Regions from separate parts of the Homo sapiens genome. Here region 1 is linked to region 2. A link is a contact called in ENCODE Hi-C or POLR2A ChIA-PET data. All regions are on one chromosome and are shown on one strand. The core of a region is the stretch at or near the end of the contact, and the rest is flanking DNA. Distances in the headings are between cores, read along the strand shown.

Region 1 (4,419 bases), core at 666-3,165, 290 kb before region 2:
ACATAATATATTTCAAAATCAAAACTCAAACTACTTACTGGAATTGTTGAGGATGGAAACTGGCAGAGGAAATAGTCCCTGAAGTGGGATGAGCTACCTAGGATGTGAATTAAGGCAAATAAAGTAAAATATAGAAGGCCAGGCACGGTGGCTCATGCCTGTAATTCCAGCACTTTGGGAGGCTGAGGCAGGAGGATTACTTGAGCTCAGGAGTTCGAGACCAGCCTGGCCAACATGGTGAAACCCCATCTCTACTAAAAATACAAATTAGGCCGGGGGCGGTGGCTCACGTTTGTAATCCTAGCACTTTGGGAGGCCGAGGCGGATGGATCACCTGAGGTCGGGATTTCGAGACCAGCCTGACCAATATGGTGAAACCCCATCTCTACTAAAAATACAAAAATTAGCCAGGCGTGGTGGCGTTCATTTGTAATCCCAGCTACTGGAGAGGCTAAGACAGGAGAATTGCTTGAACCTGGGAGGTGGAGATTGCAGTGAGCTGAGATCAGGCCACTGCATTCCAGCCTGGGCAACAGAGAGAGACTCCATCTCAGAAAAAAAACTACCACCACTACTACTACTACTACTACTACTACTACTACTACTACTACTACTGCTACTACTACTACTACTAATAATAATAATACAAATTACACTTGGGAGGCTGAGGCAGGGGAATGGCTTGAACCTGGGAGGCGGAGGTTGCAGTGGGCCGACATTGCAGAGTGCGGCACTGCACTCCAGCCTGACCACAGAGCAAGACTCCGTCTCAAAAATAATAATAATAATAATAATAATAATAATAATAATAATAATAACAACAATAACAACAACAACATAAATTCGCCTGGCATCGTGGCGCAACCCTGTAGTCCCAACTACTTAGGAGGCTGAGGTGGAAGGATCTCTTGAGCCCAGGAGTGAGCCGAGATCGTACCACTACTGCACTCCAGCCTGGGTGACAGAGTGAGGCCCTGTTTCAAAAAAAAAAAAAAACCAAAAAAGCAAAACCCTAGAAATTCCTTTTAAAGATCTCCTTTCTATCCGGTAACTGCAGAGAGTTGACATAGAATTGCATTGTTTCTTTAGCTTAATCGGTTACTTTCGGAATGTCACTCTCATCAATTAACATGTTATCCTTTCTTTCTCTCTGTTTCTCTCTTTTGGAACGCACTGGCCATCACGGCTCACTGTAACCCTGGACTCCTGGCCTTGGCCCCCAGAAGAGCCGAGACAACAGGCAAGGCGTGTGCCGCCGCGCCAGTCCTCACCCGCTGTCCTTCCCCAAATAGTGTCTTTATATAACTCAGTGGCAATGCCGTAGTCCAGCAGGGAGGCCGCCCTGGGCAGCGCCTGCCTGGCCAGCTCCTGCCCGGGAGGGCACCGTCCTCTCCCCTCCGGAGAGGTCCCGGTCACTGCCTGCCTGGGCCGGTTCCAGGCAGCCCTGCGCGCCTGTGCACCGTGCGCCTGTGATTGGACATCTCTGGGTCTCTGGACAGCTGCCGGGGTCACGCGCCGCCGGTGAAACGACGTCTCCACAAAGAGAGGAGCAGAGGCCCCCAGGGATCCCGGAGGGCAGGGCAACGCGGCAATTGCCCCGACCCCAGGGCGGCCGCGCGTGTCCTCGGGGGACGCAGCCTCTTCCCCGCTCCCCGGCTCCTGGAAGAGACGCGACCCAGGCGGGGACGCGGCGCTGAGCGAGGAGGCGCTGGGGCTGCGAAGCGTGCGACCCCGAGGCCTCCACCCGGACCAGGGCCACCACTCAGGCGGCGGCGCCGGCGCCGGATCCAGCCCGAGCCCCGCGCAGCCCAAAGGATACGACAGCCCCGGCCGAGGGGCGGCCGAGGTGGCCCAGAACAATCTGCAGACGGGCGGCGGCGCGAAGCTGCTCCATGGCTGCGGCGCGGGGAACCCCCACCCCTCCCGGCCTCTGCCCCATTTAGCCCAGCGGGCGGCTCCGCCTCCAGGCGCCGCCCCGGACTGGACGTAAGCGGGATTCCGGGCGGTGCCAGCTCGCGGGCCGGGCTGCTGGGGAGCCCTAGTCCGCTAGAGTCCGCGCGCCGGGCAACCGCCCGGGGCTGAAGTCCTCCCCACACCATGATCCTTCCGTCCTTTATTTTCTTTCTTTTTAAAAAGAAACAAGATCTTGCTCTGTCGCCCAGGCTGGAGTGCAGTGCGCGATCATAGCTCACTGCAGCCTTGAACTCTTGGGCTAATTTTTATTTTTTGTAGAGATGGGGTCTCGCTACGTTGCCCAGGTGGGTCTCAAACTCCCCCCGCCTCCCGTCTCGACCTCCCAAAGTGCTGGGACTACAGGCGTGAGTCATTACCCCTGCCCCGCACCCTGTTTCTGTTCCATCACCAGGACCCTCCCTGCCGCACCGAAGCTCGGGGGCCCAGTGACCAGGCCGAGGTCACACAGTGACAAGTGGCTGGGCTGGGACCTCACTCACTCTCCTAACGTCATGGCTTCCATCTGTTTAACCCTACGTGACTGCTCCTTCCACTGACAGCTGAAAGAATAAAATCTCCGATTTAAACAAAAAGTTTGCCGGGCGCGGTGGCTCACGCCTGTAATCCCAGCACTTTGGGAGGCCAAGGCAGGCGGATCACGGGGTCAGGAGTTCGAGACCAGCCTGGCCAACTTGGTGAAAACCCGTCTCTACTAAAGATACAAAAATTAGCTGAGTGTTGTGGCGCACGCCTGTAATCCCAGCTACTGGGGAGGCTGAGGCAAGAGAATCACTTGCAACCGGGAGGCGGAGGATGCAGTCAGCGAGATGGCGCCACTGCATTCCAGCCTGGGTGACAGGGCAAGACTCCGTCTCTAAACAAACAAACAAACAAACAAACAGGTTTTTAGCCGGGTGCGGTGGCTCACGCCCGTAACTCCAACACTTTGGGAGGCCGAGGCAGGAGGATCGCTTGAGCTCAGGATCGCTATAGATCGAAAGCAGCCTGGGTAACATAGTGAGAACACCTGATCTACAAAAAAATTAGCCGGGCGTCGTGGCGGGCGCCTGTAGTCCCAGCTACTCAGGAGGCTGAGGCAGGAGAACGGTGTAAACCCAGGAGGCGGACCTTGCAGTGAGCGAGATGGCGCCACCGCACTCCAGCCTGGGCGACAGAGCAAGACTCCGTCTCAAAAAAAATAAAAAATAAATCAATAAATTAAATAAATAAAAATTCCAGACATTGTATGAGGAAGCATTGCAAAACTTTCTGTTCTGTTAGCTGTTGCCTGTAGCCCCCAGTCATGTTCCCCACGCTTGCTCGATCTCTCACTAAACTTTCACGTAGACCCTTAGAGTTACAAGCCCTTAAAAGGGCCAAGAATTTCTTTTTCAGGGACCTCGGTTGCAAGTCTGCCGAAGTTCCCGGCCTAATACAGCCCTTCTTTAATCCGGTGTCTGAGTTTTGTCTGCGGCTCGTCCTGCTGCAGGAGGATCACCTGAGCCCGGGAGTTTGAAGTTGCAGTGAGCCCAGATCGTGCCTCTGCACTCCAGCCTGGGCGACAGAGTGAGGCCATGTCCAAAAAACACAAAAACAAAAAACAAACAAAACTCCAAAACATCAATGAAGTTTTGAAAATAAAAATAAAAAAATAAAAATGCTAAGATGCATCCCTAAAAGTCATATGTGCCATTCAAAAGGGGTATTTCATTTAGTGGGACTCCAGCCCAAAATATTAGAAAGTTCGGTTGGTCATAAAAAAAAAAAAAGTGAATAAAATAAATGACCTCCAGAAAAGTCTGATGCACACAGGCCAGTATGGTGTAAATTTCTTAGATAACTCCAGCATCTCTTTGTAAGATTTATTTTCCATTCCATAACTACGGATATTGACATAGCATCTCATTGTTTCTTTAGTTTCATTTTTTCATTGATTTTTTGTTCTTTTTTAGCTTCGAGTTACTTCCAGAACGTCGCAGCACACGTTATCACTTCCTGCATGACGTCTTTATAGAATTTGGTGACAATGTCGCAGTCCAGGAGGGAGGCCCGCAGCCAGCATCACCAGCCCCTTCCTGTTTGCACAGGCAGGGAGGAGAACGGCAGCTCCCAGGCTTCCACTGGGGAGTCCCTCCGGCTTTCTCCGGGATTCCGCCCGCCCCAGGGTCTCAGACCAACAGAAGGACCCGGGATCCCTCAGCAGCTCCGGACCTCATCTGCCCCACTTCGGCATCCCGCGCGGGAATATGACCATGTAGGAGTAACCCGGGGCTCTCAAGGACTCTACGGTTTGTCACGGTTTGAACGCAAGCGCAGGGCCTGGGGCGGGTGCAGGTGGAGGGTCGGCCTCTTTCTGCCCTTGGGAACGCCCCTTTCTGGATGTGGACCGGCGAGGCGGTCTCTCCTTTCTGCCCTCGCCTGGTGAAATGTGGGCACTGCTGCCAGGAGAAAAAAAACTGAAGCTGT
Region 2 (4,725 bases), core at 520-3,019:
TGATCCGCCTGCCTTGGCCTCCCAAAGTGCTCGGATTGTAGGCGTGAGCCACTGTGCCCGGCCTCTTTTAAGTATTTCTAAAAGCTCCTGGATATCTTTTTTCCTTCCTTTTGAATGGAAAAGCTTGCTTGTCAGTTGCTTGTTCAAGTATTTCTCTCTATCACTCTTTGATCTCAGGCCTTAATCAGGATTCAGTGCACATGTTTACATAAACGTAGAAATCAATGAAAGTCTAAAATGTAAGGGGAGGCTGTTAACTGTAGCTAGTAACTTCTCTGGTTTACACTGACAGTTTCCCAGGTAGCCAGCCGTTGTGTTCTCTGTAAACTTCCATTGCTGTTACTGTCATCTGTCTTAACCCTTCAGGTTTTTTTTGTGTCTAACAATCCCTAATCCCTAAATCAGGAAAATGCTAATAAATTATTATTTGCTCATTGATTAGTGAGGGAAACCCATATTCATGCAAGAGTGTTGCCATATTTAGTTCAAGGACATTTTCCTGTGTTGGCTTATTTCTGGCAAAAGTCAGGTATATTTTATTTTATTTTGTTTTGTTTTTGAGACAAAGTCTTGCTCTATCACCCAGGCTGGACTGCAGTGGCATGATCCCGGCTCACTGCAACCTCCATCTCCCGGATTCAAGCAATTCTCCTGTCTCAGCCTCCTGAGTAGCTAGGACTATAGGCACCTGCCACCACGCCTGGCTAATTTTTGTATTTTTAGTAGAGACGGGATTTCACCATGCTGGCCAGGCTGGTCTTGAACTCCTGACCTCAGGTGATCTGTCCACCTCGGCCTCCCAAAGTTCTGGGATTACAGGGGTGAGCCACCCCGTCTGGCCTCAGATATCTTTTAGATGAAGTATCACCCCCCACAAAAGACTTTCTAAATTGAAATAATTCAATTGTTCATTTTTTTGTTTTGTAAAGCATTTTACCCATTATCAGCTGACTCAACAAAATGATATTTCTTACCTTTTTTGAGTAAGAAAAACGAAATGTCAAATATTGTTCAATTATGATTTCACAAAAACAATTTTTAAACGTGCTTCAATGACATGAAAAAAATAAGTCCACTGTAAACAAATGTTAGGGACTTAAAAAATCTCTGACATAATTTTTCTCTTCAATTTAACTTTTTTTCCCTTGGGTTGGATTTAAAAAAAAAAAAGGAATTTCTGATTACATCTCCAATCATGTCACTGAAAAATCTTGATTGCTGAACACATGACCAAAAAATGATTAGTTAGCTTGAGGTAAATGTTCAATTATCACCAAGATTGGTAAGCAATCTAAAACAGAGGGAGTGAAGATAAATTGACTTCCAAACTGCTTTAAATGGTTGTAGTCGTTTAAGTTCACAGGAAATTTAACAGGCTAGTAATGAACAGACAGCCCTTTCACTCTATTGTTACAAGTTAGTATTATTGTTTAGATTTTTCTCATCCTTTTGCAAATTTTGCAAGCAAGTAACTTCAGAAACCCTAATGTAAATTTCCAGTTAATAAAGATCTTGATTTAACTGGCATTATTGAGGTGTTCTTCGAGAGGCTTTTGGAACTCAACTAGCAGGTGCAGAGAGTACTACAAAGACCCGGGTTTCCGTCCACGTTCACGTAAACCTCCCTACGAGGGGAAACTACAGGCGCGCTGCCGGAGGGCGCCGCCAGTGGGCACTCACGCACAGCTGCTTTGGCCACCACAGGCGCCCCGGGCCACTCTCTTCCCTCATCTCTCTCATCCCAGCTTCCGCCGGAAGCGGCTCCTGTCAGTTGTTCTCAGGTGTTTGGGCTTGTTGTTCCGTATACTCAGTGGGTTCGCGGCCGCCGGCCCAGTGAGGCTGGGTTCGAGGAGCTGGAGCGGGAAACTGGAGCTTAAATTCTGGCGGCGAGATGGACATTCTGAAATCAGAGATCCTTCGGAAGCGGCAGCTGGTGGAGGACAGGAACCTGCTGGTGGTGAGGACCCTGCGGTCGTGGGGGTCGGGATGTAAGAGTGAGAGTATGTGTGTCGGGGTTTTGGGGTGAGGGTGACGATACTCAGAGGATTCGGGGCGGGGACGGGGCTTAGCGAGTGTCCTGCCACTACCCCTGGTAGGCCCCCTTAGATCCAACCCTTGGCGTCTCACTGTTGAGGCTGGAGAATAGGGTCTGAGAGCAGGGAACTTGAGTACAATTCGTGCTGACTTCCCAAAGCTGGATCAAAAGGAAAACACCTGGGTCTGGGGGCGGGAACCTGAGGCCAATTAACGCCCACGTCCAAAAGCCAAACCAAAAGAAAAATCCTCATCTTCCCACCACCGAGTAGCAAAGGCTTCAGGCTGCGGCTCTCCCCGCATCCCTGCCTTTCCACCACCTCTCAGATGGGAAGGGAACGTGCCCTGCATTGGCCGTGGGCCAATCACGGGCCATCCCTTCATCTGCATAGGGCGCCAGTTCACCTCAGTCTTTAGCCACAGACCGAACCCTTCATCCAGATACGGGGTAGCTGATAGGGACCTCAGAAGGAGTACCTAAAACCCGGAAAACTTTGTAACCGGGGCCTCGAGCCGCTTGCTCGGGCCCACTCACACCCTGTGGAGTGCTTTCTCGCGTTCATAAGTCCCTACTTTTGCTGCTTCATTCCTGTGTTTTGTTACTTTTTTTGTGCGTTTTGTCCAATTCTTTGTTCAAAACGCCAAGGACCCGGGCAACTTACACTCACGGCCTTCTTTCCGGTAACCACTTGGGAGCCTTAGGGATGCAGGTGTGGGAATTGCAGGAAAACCCGAGGCTTTGTTTGTTTTCCCCCGACTGACCCTGTTTCCCTCCAGTTTACCTAACTGCCCCCTATCCCCGCTCCTACCTGTTGGCATTCTGCGGACGTGCCCCAGTGCTCCTGAGAGTTCCCTTCTGTCGCCTTACGAAGGGTTTGTGCCCAACTGAAACATGGAGGAAGGGCCGCCGGGCGCGGTGGCTCACACCTGTAATCCCCACACTTTGGTGGGCAGATCACCTGAGGTCAGGAGTTCGAGACCAGCCTGGCAAACATGGTGAAACCCCGTCTCTACTAAAAACACCAAAATTAGCTGGGCGTGGTGGTGCGCGCCTGTAATCCCAGCTACTCAGGAGGCTGAGGCCAGAGAATCACTTGAACCCGGGAGGCGGAGGTTGCCGTGAGCCGACATCGCACCACTGCACTCCTGCCTGGGCGACAGAGTGAGACACCGTCTCAAAAAAAAAAAAAAATTCCTTCTAGCCAGGTGTGGTGGTGCGCGCGTCTAGTCCCGGCTGCTTGGGAGACCAAGGCGGGAGGATCGCTTGAGCCCAGGAGTTCAGGCTGCAGTGAGCTATCATCGTGCCACTGCACTCCAGCCTGGGTGAGAGACCGAGTCCCTGTCTCTAAAAAAAAAAAAAAAAAAGTAATAAAATTCCTTTCTAATAGTAAATCCCAATTTTTTAAATTCTATTCCTCCTCCTTCTCTCTTCTTCAACACATGAAAAGTCTGTAGGCCTGCTCTTCACTGATGGGAATGCTAAGACTCTTTTGGAAAGGTACTAAAAAGGGGGAGAAAGAATTACATGATTTAGGAACTTCCTGAAGATGATCTCCCTTACTTTATTGTGTAGCAGTAACTTAGACCGCTGGTTCTCAAAGCTTTTGGTCTCAGGACCCCTTCACACTCTTAAAAGTTACTGAAGATCTTGAAGGACTTTTGTTTATGTGTTATTTCTATCCGTATTTACCATATTAGAAGTTAAAACTGAGAAACGTTAAAAATACTCACTGATCGATCATTTGGAAAACATTGGGTTACTGAATTATGCAGGTCTCCCACCTGTTGACACATTTCATTACAAAATATGAAAAGATCACTTCATTTAATATCCACTGATCTGAGAAACATCTGTAAGCATTAGGAAACTGTCAGGCTCCTGATGACAGATCTAAGTTCACCACACTTAATTTCCACTTGGAAGCTGGAATTTTATCATAGGCAACAAATATTATCAGTTATTTTCTTGAAGTGATCTGCTCACTTTGTTCAGTTTGGGGAAGTTGTCTGCCAAATACCCAAGTCTGAAGAACCATGGTTTGCCGGGTGTTCTTAAGTGTAAAAATGGTATTCCGTGAAAAAGCCAGTTTAGCTTGCAACTCAATTACTTTCCTCCACACAACCAGCAAACTTTAGTATAAATGAGAATTGTTGTATGCATCTTTCCTGTTTTGTCACATAATATTAAAAAGATATGGCCAAAGATCAAGACTTAATAAAAATAGTAATTTTACTCCTTTATCATAAGGAGTAAATTTGTTTAGAGAAACTGGCTCCCTCTGGCTGCAGTGGCAGTTTAGAGTCACTGCCTTGGTTCTTGCTAAGGCTTTAGCAAATTTACCATTGCTTTTCACCTACAGTGCAGATGTCATCAGAGTGAGCAGGCAGATAATGCCTTACTGTAGAAAACACTTTTGACCTCATGAGTCCTCTCAGAGGGTCTACAGGACCCATGGAAATCCGTGCATCACAGAATATCTGACTTAGATATTTGGATGTTGTGTACGATTGATGTATGTGATGTAGTGTAAGTAAGTTAGAGTTCTTAGCTTGGTAAATGGCAAATTTCATGATCATTGAAACTTTAAAAACAATTAGAAAAGTGGAGGTAATAGAATGCTGTTTGGTAGGTATGGGGAAAAGCTTGTTCATATTTGTAAATGTTTTTATGTCTACTGCAGGGACCTTTTG

What was found. A loop is a pair of places that touch in the nucleus more often than their neighbours do. ChIA-PET counts read pairs that join two places held with the same protein, here RNA polymerase II (POLR2A). Pooled maps may share reads with other maps.
Region 1: a map of B cell shows a loop between it and region 2 (32-fold over the local background). The contact joins the promoter of PHYH here to the promoter of PRPF18 in region 2. A Hi-C loop is called at or near these places in 5 of 168 maps with a recorded cell type or tissue (B cell, CD4-positive, alpha-beta T cell, CD4-positive, alpha-beta memory T cell and 2 more), 3 of 37 single-sample maps with no recorded cell type and 18 of 50 pooled maps. POLR2A ChIA-PET finds 5 or more read pairs at or near these places in 8 of 52 experiments (CD4-positive, alpha-beta T cell, CD4-positive, alpha-beta memory T cell, CD8-positive, alpha-beta memory T cell and 5 more).

The regions. Positions count from the first base shown.
Region 1 is chr10:13,298,149-13,302,567 of GRCh38, forward strand. PHYH (phytanoyl-CoA 2-hydroxylase) reads right to left here and starts at 1,916. Exons shown (of 9, transcript NM_006214.4): 1 at 1,820-1,916; 2 at 39-97. The coding sequence starts at 1,894. It overlaps LOC124902377 (a long non-coding RNA gene), which reads left to right and starts at 2,041. Exons shown (of 2, transcript XR_007062056.1): 1 at 2,041-2,258; 2 at 3,906-4,419. RefSeq lists enhancers at 906-1,526, 2,103-2,242, 3,618-4,118, 3,975-4,264 and a silencer at 1,503-1,922.
Region 2 is chr10:13,585,196-13,589,920 of GRCh38, forward strand. It overlaps PRPF18 (pre-mRNA processing factor 18), which reads left to right and starts at 1,770. Exons shown (of 10, transcript NM_003675.4): 1 at 1,770-1,957. The coding sequence starts at 1,892. RefSeq lists enhancers at 1,725-2,064, 2,240-2,835.